Linked DNA regions of Homo sapiens: region 1 is linked to region 2. The links are chromatin loops, found by intact Hi-C in ENCODE. Cell type or tissue: Caco-2. All regions are shown on one strand. Links, peaks and the distances in the headings refer to the core of each region. The heading gives the core; the rest is flanking DNA.

What was found. A loop is a pair of places that touch in the nucleus more often than their neighbours do. Peaks named below come from ENCODE experiments on the same cell type or tissue, not always from the same donor. Only the 100,000 strongest peaks of a DNase experiment are listed, where the experiment ranks them.
Region 1: a loop joins it to region 2, with 8 times the contacts of the local background. A loop is called at or near these places in 2 of 110 quality-filtered maps.

What each region holds. Positions count from the first base shown.
Region 1 is chr10:77,449,617-77,454,996 of GRCh38, forward strand. All of the region lies in intron 1 of KCNMA1 (potassium calcium-activated channel subfamily M alpha 1), which reads right to left. Among named protein-coding and RNA genes, the nearest start is that of KCNMA1-AS3, 100 kb to the left of the region's middle. In Caco-2, for the core only: no CTCF peak of the experiment used is centred there; DNase peaks (open chromatin) are centred at 2,535 and 3,531.
Region 2 is chr10:77,384,719-77,390,098 of GRCh38, forward strand. All of the region lies in intron 2 of KCNMA1 (potassium calcium-activated channel subfamily M alpha 1), which reads right to left. Among named protein-coding and RNA genes, the nearest start is that of KCNMA1-AS3, 37 kb to the left of the region's middle. In Caco-2, for the core only: no CTCF peak of the experiment used is centred there; DNase peaks (open chromatin) are centred at 3,173 and 3,580.

The DNA of each region.
Region 1 (5,380 bases), core at 92-5,091, 65 kb after region 2:
CTTTTTCAATTTTTTTTTTAATTTTTAATTTTTTTTTTTTTTTTGAGACGGAGTCTCACTTTGTCGCCCAGGCTGGAGTGCAGTGGCGGGATGTCAGCCCACTGCAAGCTCCACCTCCCGGGTTCACACCATTCTCCTGCCTCAGCCTCCCGAGTAGCTGGGACTACAGGCACCCACCACCATGCCCAGCTAATTTTTTGTATTTTTAGTAGAGACGGGGTTTCACTGTGTTAGCCAGGATGGTCTTGATCTCCTGACCTCATGATCCACCTGCCTCGGCCTCCCAAAGTGCTGGGATTACAGGTGTGAGCCACCACGCCTGGCCTATTTATTTATTTTTAATTTAAAATAGAGAATGTGTCTCACTCTGTCACCCAGGCTAGAGTGCAGTGGTGCAATCACAGCCCACTGCAGCCTCCAACTCCTGGGCTCAAGTGGTCCTCCACCATGCCTGGCTTTATTATTCATTTATTTATTTATTTGAGACACAGTGCAGTGGCACGATCTTGGCTCACTTCAACCTTTGTCTCCCAGGTTCAAGTGATTCTCCTAATTCAGTCTCCCGAGTAGCTGGGATTACAGGTGCCCGCTACCATGCCTGGCTAACTTTTGCATTTTTAGTAGAGATGGGGTTTTGCCATGTTGGCCAGGTTGGTCTCGAACTCCTGCCCTGAGGTGATCCACCTGCCTCGGCCTCCCAAAGTGCTGGGAGTACAGGCGTGAGCCGCTGTACCCAGATTTATTTTTTAAACTAAGTATATTTTAAAGCTTTACATATATTATGTATATTAACCAATATACATATTAACATTTATATATATTAACCAATCTAAGTTTTCAGAATAACATTTCATTATATAATAATAAAATACACCCAAATGTGATTTCTGCATTGCAGAATTACAGACATTGCTTTCTCTTTATAATTTTTCTGTATTTGCCAAGTTTTCTCCCATAAAAGCATAATTTTATTATCATAAAAAGCCTCCTTTTCAAAACTTTAAGGTATCTCACTAGTAAGAGGATATACTTTCTCTAATAAGAGTTTGGGTTTCACCACCAGTCATGTCCAGCCTCAGACCCACCCAAAGAGTCATACTATCATGAGTACAGGGGATAGAAGGGCCCCATGAGACTCATTCCAGGAGGTTACCAAAGTAGTAGACCTGAAATGGTTTGGCTCTGTGTCCCCACTCAAATCTCCTCTTGAATTGTAATAATTCCCATGTGTTGTAGGAGGGACCCAGTCAGGGGTAACAGAATGATGGGGGCATGTTTTTCCCATACTGTTCTCATTATAGTGAATAGGTCTCATGAGATCTGATGGTTTTATTAAGGGGAGTTCCCCTGCACATGCCTTCTTACCTGCTGCCATGTAAGATGTGACTTTGCTCCTCATTTACCTTCTGCCATGATTGTGAGGCTTCCCCAGCCATGTGGAACTGTGAGTCCATTAAACCTCTTTCCTTTGGAAACTACCCAGTCTCAGGTATGTCTTTACTAGCAGCATGAGAACAGAATAATACAAGACACAAGCCCTACTGGCTTAGCCTAGAGCCTCAGCTGAAGCCACAGCCCTCAGCCCTGGACCCCTGAGATACAAGAGGAGCCTGACCAGTGACATCCCGGAATTAAACAGGGGGAGAATCTTCCTCTTATTGTCATCCTGAGCAATACACTAGACAAAGGCCATCGGGCAGATAAAAAGAGGAACCCTGTGCCCCTGAAGTTGATCTGACCACCAGCGAGAGGTCACATCTGCTATGTGCAATGCCCTGCAGGGGTCACAAAGATGACTTCAACCTCGACCCTGTCTTCAAAGGAGAGTCCAGTCCAGGCGAGTAGGTGAGAAGGCATGTACCAACTCAAATCCCAGGTAGAAAGTGAGCAGAGCCCGAACTACAGAGGTATGAATACAGGGCAATTGAAGTTCAGAGGACGAAAGCTCGCTTCCAGCCTAGGGTGCAAGGACAGCTTCCAAAGGAGGTGATTCACAAACTGAGTTTGAAGTCTAGGTGTATTCAAATACAGGCCAAGTGTGCCCCTGCCCAGGAGTAGGCAGTCTATGCAACATGTGAATCACATGTTCAAGCACCTGCCTCACCTGTTTTATGGGCAAGTCTGCCAGCTACAGTCCTATCAGGGCACCTATATTTCTAAGGACCTGGATGCCTGGATGTTTTTTCTCCCCAGGGCATATATCTCAATTACAAACCTGCAGGAAACAAAAAGTTTGTGGAGAGTCACAAAACATATTTGAAATGTATAAGACTTTCACCACAGGAAACTAGGCCTAACAAGTATTTTCCTGTGGAACACCCCTGGCTTTGATGAAACTCCCCATTCAATGTCTCTTTCCTCCTGCAAACTTTGCTAATAGCAGTGAAAATAAAAGCACAGATCCTATATTTACTTAATGATCTTGGCTGCTTTAGACATGAGATAGCATTCCAAGAGAGCAAAGTGCTTTTTAACAAAATTCAACAAGACCCTGCCCTTTCCCCCGCCCTCCCACCTGGCCTCTGGAAGGAGGAAGGAATTTCTCATTCTCTGATCTTTTCGCCTGCCATGACCCCCAGGGCAATCCAGACAGTAAGACTGGCCATGCCTCCTGGTCATGTCCCATACCTCATGTCCTCATGTGAGACCCCAGATGGGGGAGATGATCACATTTGAGTTACATTTGAGGCGGAGATTCAGGTGGGGGCCCAAAACATGGCTGACATCCAGCCAGCATTCTTTGCTAGATGGAGCTGGGAATGGGGGGTTAACTTTTGTGAAAGTTTATTAGAGAATAAAGTAAGTGAGTTAATTAAATTGGAGTGTGAAAGACATTTGGGTGGTGATGAGGAGGCGAGGTGATGATTTATTTATAATTGACAAGGTTGCATCTAGCTACTGGGATAGTAATTATACACTTTATAAATGCGCAAAAAAAGTCCTTTCATGCGATGGAGGTTTAAGGGAAAATCCTGTCAGGGAAGTTTCTGTCTGCCCATGAGTATGACACCACCTCAAGAGCTGTTGGCCACTTGGCTTCTGCCAACCACAGCTGTAAGTTGGGGACTGAATAATCTCTAAATACCCTTCTAAAAATGAGGCCTTTTCTGGGAATCAGTACTTAGCCTCCATCTGCTTCTGATGATGTTTTCTTATCTCAATTCAGGGACAAAGAGGGATCCTTTATCTTGTGTCTGATTCTTTGTTTTTGTTTTACTGATTCATATTCAAGTTCCAGCTCTTGGATCCTCCCTAATCAAGATGATAAGAAAGATGCTGCCCAATGCGGCATCTCATTTAAGGGTGAGCAGATGTGAATTCAGACCCTAAATTTGGGAAAGTTCCTTAATCTCATCTGGAAAACAGGGATGGGGGTACCTAGCTGACGGGGTTGCTATAAGGACAGAACCTGGTGTAAAGGCAAGCCTGGTACCCAGTTAACACTCATTATCATGCACCTTAGGTTAAGTCATGGTAAAGGAAACGTTTCAGGTTAACTTCAGTCCCTTGATAACTGGGGATTCCAGCCTGACCTGTTTGCATAGAGTCTAGCTTGGCCCCTGTGACCAGCATTTGCCTCTCTAAGGGCTCCTAAGCACTCAGTTTTAAAATCCAATCAAGAGTATTTCCAGAGATAAGCCACGACATCATTAGAATACAGATTACAGCATCCATCTTCTGACACCCACTGAGAAATTCTAACAAGCACAAGAAGTTCCAGAATGCTAGAGGTAAAAAATAAATAAATATAAATAAATAAATAAATAAATAAATAATCTTATCTCACCATTCAAAGATTCTCCAAAGAAGTAGCATGGACTAGATCTCTCCTCCCACCTGAAACAACTAAAAATTCAGACAAGACAATGATTTTCAGACACTGGAGCTCAGTCAGGGGAAGACAGCAATCCCTGAGAGAGGAGAAACGAAGTGAGCCCTACAGTTGCCTCAACTTCCTGTCTGGAGAGAGCGTCCAAGTCACAGCAGAAAGAAGGAGGACCCCAGCAGGGCCCAGATGTCTCCCTGAGTTGAGGAGATGAAGGCTGGATTCCAGCAAGGCCAAGGAGGCTGGAATTCACAGGCCAGGGCAGCAAAAAGAACTGCCCAGTGAATACTTGAGGTCAGCAGAGGGACCCCCTTGAGTCTTTAGCTAAGTATTGGTGGACACAGGCATGTGTGAAAGCTATCCAAGGTGGGGGAGAGAAACACCCTAAAGGAGCAGACAGAACATTTCCCAGAGTTTATACAGGGCTGGGAACGGTTCACCTTCCCACCAGCCAGAGTGGAAACCTCAAGCTCACAGAGCACCTGGTAGAGTACTGAGAATAGCAGCGTCTCTGTAGTGGGAAAAAATTAGCCCTAGATTAAGAGAGCTCTGGTTCCACCTAATAAAGCTCAAAGGCAAGACCCAAAAAAGATCAAACTGTTTCCATACAACTTGATCATGTCCCAGAAAATAAGCTCAAGAATGTTTTATAGGAGTACTAAGATATCCAGCAACCAACAAGGTAAAATTCACAATGTCTGGTATCCAATCAAAAACTACCAGGCATTCAAAAAGGCAAAAAAATTGAACCCATAATGAAAAAATAGTCCATCAAAAGACTCCCCACTTCTGCAACCACATCTACAGTGTATTTCAGGACCCAGCCATAGAGCCCCTCTGGTCCTAGAAATGCATTTCAAAGTGCCTCTCTAGCTCTGTGCAAGAGATTTTCTCTTTTTCATTCTAAAGACAGTAATCCTAGGTAGAAACAAGAGAGAGAAAAAAAACAGAAATGCTCACTTTCTAGTTTGTTTCTCTGTTTGCTAACAGTGTCACATTTCCCAAGCAGTGATACTCTCCCATCTCGTTCATCTTCTAATTCTCTGCCTATAATTTTACAAATGTCTGTGGCTATCTTTAGCAGTTTTCACCAGTTTTGTGTTTTAGCCACCTGACCCCCTTTCACTCTACCCTAAGTTAGATGACTCCTCATTCCTCATTCATAAAGTTCTGTCTGTTAAACCTAGAGTTGATCAGCGATCACGATACACGAACATGCTCTCTTCTTCAGATGCCCTCACATTTTCCTTCTTTACTTGGGGATTAACAATTTAATTTTTAATTAGTGGAGCATACTCAAAATGTCATGGTTGCAGCCTTCCATCACTCTTGGGCTATATTCTCTCTTAAGGTCTTCATATGGACTGCTGTCTAAAACAATCTAGAAGAGCAAGAAATCCAAAAATGGGCCCAAGTATCCTAGGGCTGTGGATCCAAGGCATCCATCCAATGTGAACTAGATAAACTGCAGTCTGTCTGCACCATTGATCTTTCTGAGATGAGGGCACCTGAAAGAGTGGGCCAAGCCACTAGAACCCTGGACCCTCCACCACA
Region 2 (5,380 bases), core at 94-5,093:
AAATGGTTATGGCTTCAGGGATTTGCTACCTGCCCAAGCTGACTTACAACTCACTTTCTATGGCAAGCCTCTGGTTTGCTCTCTTTCTGGAGCCACGTATGTTTGAGATCTTCCCATTCATTCATTCTTTCCTATGCCCATTCATTCCTTCACTCATTCTTGAATGAGAAGCACCATGGTAACATGAAAACAGCCTGGGTCATCGAGTCATGAGATCCCAGATTTAAATCTCAGTTCAGATGCTTATTGGATGTGTGATCTCACCTAAGCTATTAAAGATTCTCTGAGCCTTGGTTTTCTCACCTGTAACATGGGGACAAGAGAAGAATAATGTTTGCCACTTGTCTTCTACACAGTCATACTCAATGTGTTTATACATGATTTATATCTCATTCCATTTTGATCAACAATTACCCAACAGAGAGCCTGGTCTCTCCAGATACTCAATAAGATTATTGAATTATTGATTATTGAATAAAAATATGACAATGTGCTTTCACATATATTTCTTCTCTCTCTCTCTCTTCAAATTTCATTTTCACAGCAATCTGGTTCAAGGTTGTTTCAGCCCAGCACAGGACAAAGAGGATTATAAAATTAAACCACATGTTTCTGACTCTCAGTGAACTTACAGTTTACTATGTTTTATTAACAATGTATACAACACTTAGTCTGCCCCAGCTACTGTACTAAGTACTTTATAAATATTAGGTCATGTAATCTGCATAATAACCCTATGAGGTAAGTACTACGATTGTCTTCTGTCACTGGCTCAGGGTCACACTAGTACATGGCAGAACAAAGGTCAAACTCAGCCAGTCTGGCTCTATAGCCTGTGCTCTTAACCACTCAGCCTCATTGCCTTTAGAGTGGATAAGTCACATTCACAAGTGTATGCGAATACTCTCCAAGACTGATGGATTCAGAGGAGGAAACACTATGCACTGCATCTTAAAGATGAGGTAGGATTTGAACACATGGAGTGCATGGAGGAGAGCAGAAGAAGGACAGGTTGGAAAGAGGATAGGGGCCCTGACCATTTGCTTGAAGTGTTTGGGCTTTAGACCTTGGAAAGCCACTGAAGGTCTCTGAGCCATGGGGAAACCTAAGCAAAGCTGGCTTTGGGGAAAATTCATCTGGCAATAGCATGAAAGATGGACTGAAGCGGGGAGATGGGACAAATGAGGAGAGTGACATGTAGCTGCTATAATGAGTGAAGGAAGGGGTCACAGGGCTTAAGCCAGGACAATGGAAAAAGAAGCATCAAGGGCAAATCCATAGGACGTGCCTCCTACCAGGATGTAATATGTCTCCCCGAGTTTCCCACCAAAACTTTCACATCAGAAACAAGTTCCAAGGAGCACTCACTGGGCACTTTCGTGGCCATCCAGAGTGGCACATGGGTGCTCTATAGCACTGCTTTCCTCAAAGGAAACATGGGGTCATCTTGAGCAGCTGGAAACACTGGCTGAGCCTTTCCTAGTTGCATGCAGCCATTTACTGAGGCCAAGGGGGCAAAATCTAATCCTGACAAAGAATCCTGGCCACCTCAAATGCAAAAGATAGCCAAGTACAACGAACCATAGTCCCGTTTGTTATAATGTCCTATAAATCACAGCCTAGGCCTTACAGTTAATAGGGCTTTCTATTCCAATTCCCATTATGCTGGAAGGGGAAGAGGAAGAATTGAGGAACGAATGAGGAGTCTGAGAGTGAGTTACGGCCCAAGAATATGACTTGTCAGCCGTCTTCCAAGCTCTACCAATTGCCTGAAATTCTCTATCCAGTCGTAGGTTTGCATAAATTCCTGGAGAAGGCTTTGTCTGATACCACAGTGAAACAGATGCCAGGGTGCAGGCACAACAGGTAGACTCATAAAACTGGTAAAGAGAACTTTGCTTTGACAAAAGCTGGAGTTTTCCTTGTTATTTATCTTTCCTATTTGAAGCCTTGAAATCCCATTTTCATCTTGATGGAGATGATAAACTCTTAGAAAACTTTTATGGCTCCCAGGATGAAACTGAGGACTCTGCCTCTGCTCCCCACTGCAATTCTGGCAGGCTTTTAAATTCAAGTCAGGGCAGAAACTGTTTTTGGTCAGAGGCAAAATGTATTTATCTCTGTAAGCACAGCCATTAAGATGTGAGCATGAATAGCTAAGAGAAAGAACATTAAGGGAGAAACAGGAAGAAATAGAAGGTGAGGCTATGATGGAAGGAAATGATGACGCATCAACCCCCACCAAAAGCTTTTTACAGTGCCGGGGGAGTGGGGCACAGGGAAAGGCATCTGCAGCGATTGGGAGAAAGAACCCGGGAGTGGGCTGAGGGGAAGGCTTTGCAGTGGGAGGGCTGTGATCAGCGTGTGCTTCATGCAAAGAGAATTTTGAGAGTGGACATAACAAACAGGAAAATTGTGCTTGCATTTCTGTTTGTCTGTAGAATCACTGTGGCTCTGAAATCCACCCCCTCTGCTCTCCAAACACTAAAGAAAGTCTCCAGATGGAAAAATCTGAAGTCAGGCTGCAATATGAAAAAAGAAAAGAAAAAGAAGGCTGCTACAGGAAGCTGACAAATTTGCTGTTTCTCTGAGGTCTAACCTATGCAGCTGGGGTATCAAATACTAGACAGGGTCAGGAGACATGTCTGAAACTGACCAAATGACCTTGGACAAGCCCCACTTTAATCACACATAATGTAAACTTTAGGGAATGTGACCTAGAACAGGTAGCTAAGGCACAAATAACACTAGTACTACCACCCTCCAAGCTGGCACTCATGGCAGGCATCATTAGTCAGTCATGGAATTGTTCTTTTCTTTTCTTTTCTTTTCTTTTCTTTTTCTTTTCTTTTCTTTTTTTTCTTTTCTCTTTTCTTTTCTTTTCTTTTCTTTCTTTTCTTTTCTTTTCTTTTCTTTTTAGATGGAATCTTGCTCTGTCACCCAGGTTGGAGTCCAGTAGCGTGATCTCGGCTCACTGCAACCTCTCACTCCCAGGTTCAAGTGATTCTCCTGCCTCAGCCTCCCAAGTAGCTGAGACTACAGGTGCCTGCCAGCATGCTCAGCTAATTTTTACATTTTTAGTTGAGACAGGGTTTTAGCATGTTGGCCAGGCTGGTCTTAAACTCCTGACCTCAAGTGATCCACCTGCCTTGGCCTCCCAAAGTGCTGGGATTACAGACGTGAGCCACTGCACCCAGCCCTCGGAATTCTTTAGAGCAGAGCCATTATGACTGTTTGCTGCTGAACCTTAAATCTTTGGCCAAATATTCTCTGTAGCTGCTACTGATCAATCAGAATGAACCCAGAAGATGAAAGCTGATGAAAGATGATGAAAGTTCACCATTGCTAGACTTGATCTCTTCTAATCCTTAAACACTAGAGCCAGATAAGATTGCATGTCATGTGTAATCTCATTATAGACATCCTTAACTAAGTCCTACCTTGGTTTTCTTTTCTCTTTGGCCTTCTTTCCAAGTCTTAGCAGCCAAGGCTGTGAAATAAGAACTGGTATGAAGGCTCTTCATTCAACTCCACATCTGAAGCTCTGAAAGTGACCTTGTGCACTTTTCTTGAGCCTCTTTACTTTACGTTCCCCCATTCTGCCACAAAGCTCCTGGTGGGGCTGGTGTCTCCTCTACTCTCCTGCTGATTTCATCAAGGTAAAGAATTCTATTCCTTTTCAAATGCTTTGAGATCATGGGATAGAAGACAGCCTGGGGAAGTTCAAAGACGTTTAATCATTAGCCTCAGTTCTTTTGAAAATTATTAAAGAGCCCAGAATTAGAAATTCAGATTTCCTCCAAATCCCTGAGAACAAACAACTCTCTTGTAAATGGCTTAATGTGTCTGTTTAATGTACACAAAATTATCTTTCAGGAAAGTGGATTGTTTTTTATATCATTTTGCATCTCTAAAATATACCACCTATGGCAAAAGGATTGGGATTCAAAGTCTGACAAAATCTACAGCAGAAATAATTAGCACCAGAGGCTGTTTCTGAGAGTTAAATGAAAGAGAAACTGGTTATTTATTTATTTCTTTTCTCTCTATCTGTATCTCTCCATCTCAGCCCCGGGAAGAGGAATTGTATCTCTTGGTGCTAGAAGGGTGGCTTGCTGAATTGCCTTTACAAGGTTTTTTTCTGTAAGACAACAACTGAGCCCCCAACACACAACTCCCTGTGGGCCGCAGTGCTATGGAAACAGCTGCAGTGCTCCAACTCTGGGGAAAACAACCAGATAAACCCACTGGTTTGCAAACTAGGCACAAGGGCAGAGGAATAGTGATGTTTTCTAATTTAGCATCCAGGGAGGCAAGGGGGAGTCTTTGCTTAAATCATGTTAATGAAATTGGAAACACTTGAAATAGCCCATTGAGGGTCTGTTGCCCCTGTTTTTTAAAGTTCATCTAAAAGTTAACCTACAAGGAATTTTCATTTGGGGAATTTCTGCAATGTCAACTCCACTGATCACCCACAGTGTTTAACACCCTTGCTATAAATTTGGGGGCTAGCTTGGCAGCTCCTGCCACCCCCCTGAGTCTGCTACCTTGCTCCAGAAATAAAAAATGACTTTGGCCACAGTAATGTTTCCTCGATCCTCAGCCCCTCCTGGGGGCCTCCGGCAGTCATTATTTTAAATAAACATGCCTTTTATTGTTTTCAGGTACACAGAGATGGAGGCGCTTCTACCTCTGGAGGAGGGATGGACTTTCAGGGGCCCCATGATTTGCAGCAGTTCAGTCAAAAGCAATACAAAGAGCAAAGGATAGGGGCTGTTATCTCACCCAAGAGCTCCTCAAGCAGAGGATACTCAATTGGAAAGGAGGCTCTTCCAGTCAAATTTGGGGCTAGTGGGGTCACCACGTTTGATACCAACTAGGAACAACATCCCCTTAGAGGCTTCCAACTGAGGAAGGTTCCAAAAGAGAGCTCCATGGCTGAAATGATTCAAAAGAAGCCAACTCCTTCTCATTGAGCTGGCCCTTTGGAATATGGCCCCCTCCTCCCACGGCATCCTTCCCCCTGCCCAGTGCCTCAGGCCCATCTACATGCTTCTACCTATAGGCTTTGCTTCTTCTCTAGAAAGGAGCAAAGAAGGAAAAGAATCATTGGAGGTGAGTCAAAAGCAGGCACCGTAACTCACGGGGCCTTGTAAGCCAGGGACACAGTTTCAGATTTTACTTCAAATGGAGGCAAAACCATGGGAGAGCCATGCAGAGACACCCCTTGATGAACTCTGCTTCACGCCAATCACTCTGGCAGCTAAGAAAAGTGCATTCTCTCTCCTTTTGCAGTTCTCCTGGTGCCTAGCACAGGGCCAAGGGCACAGTAGATGTGAGCCTAACACTTGTGGCCTTTGCTGATGAAGGACAGTGAAGG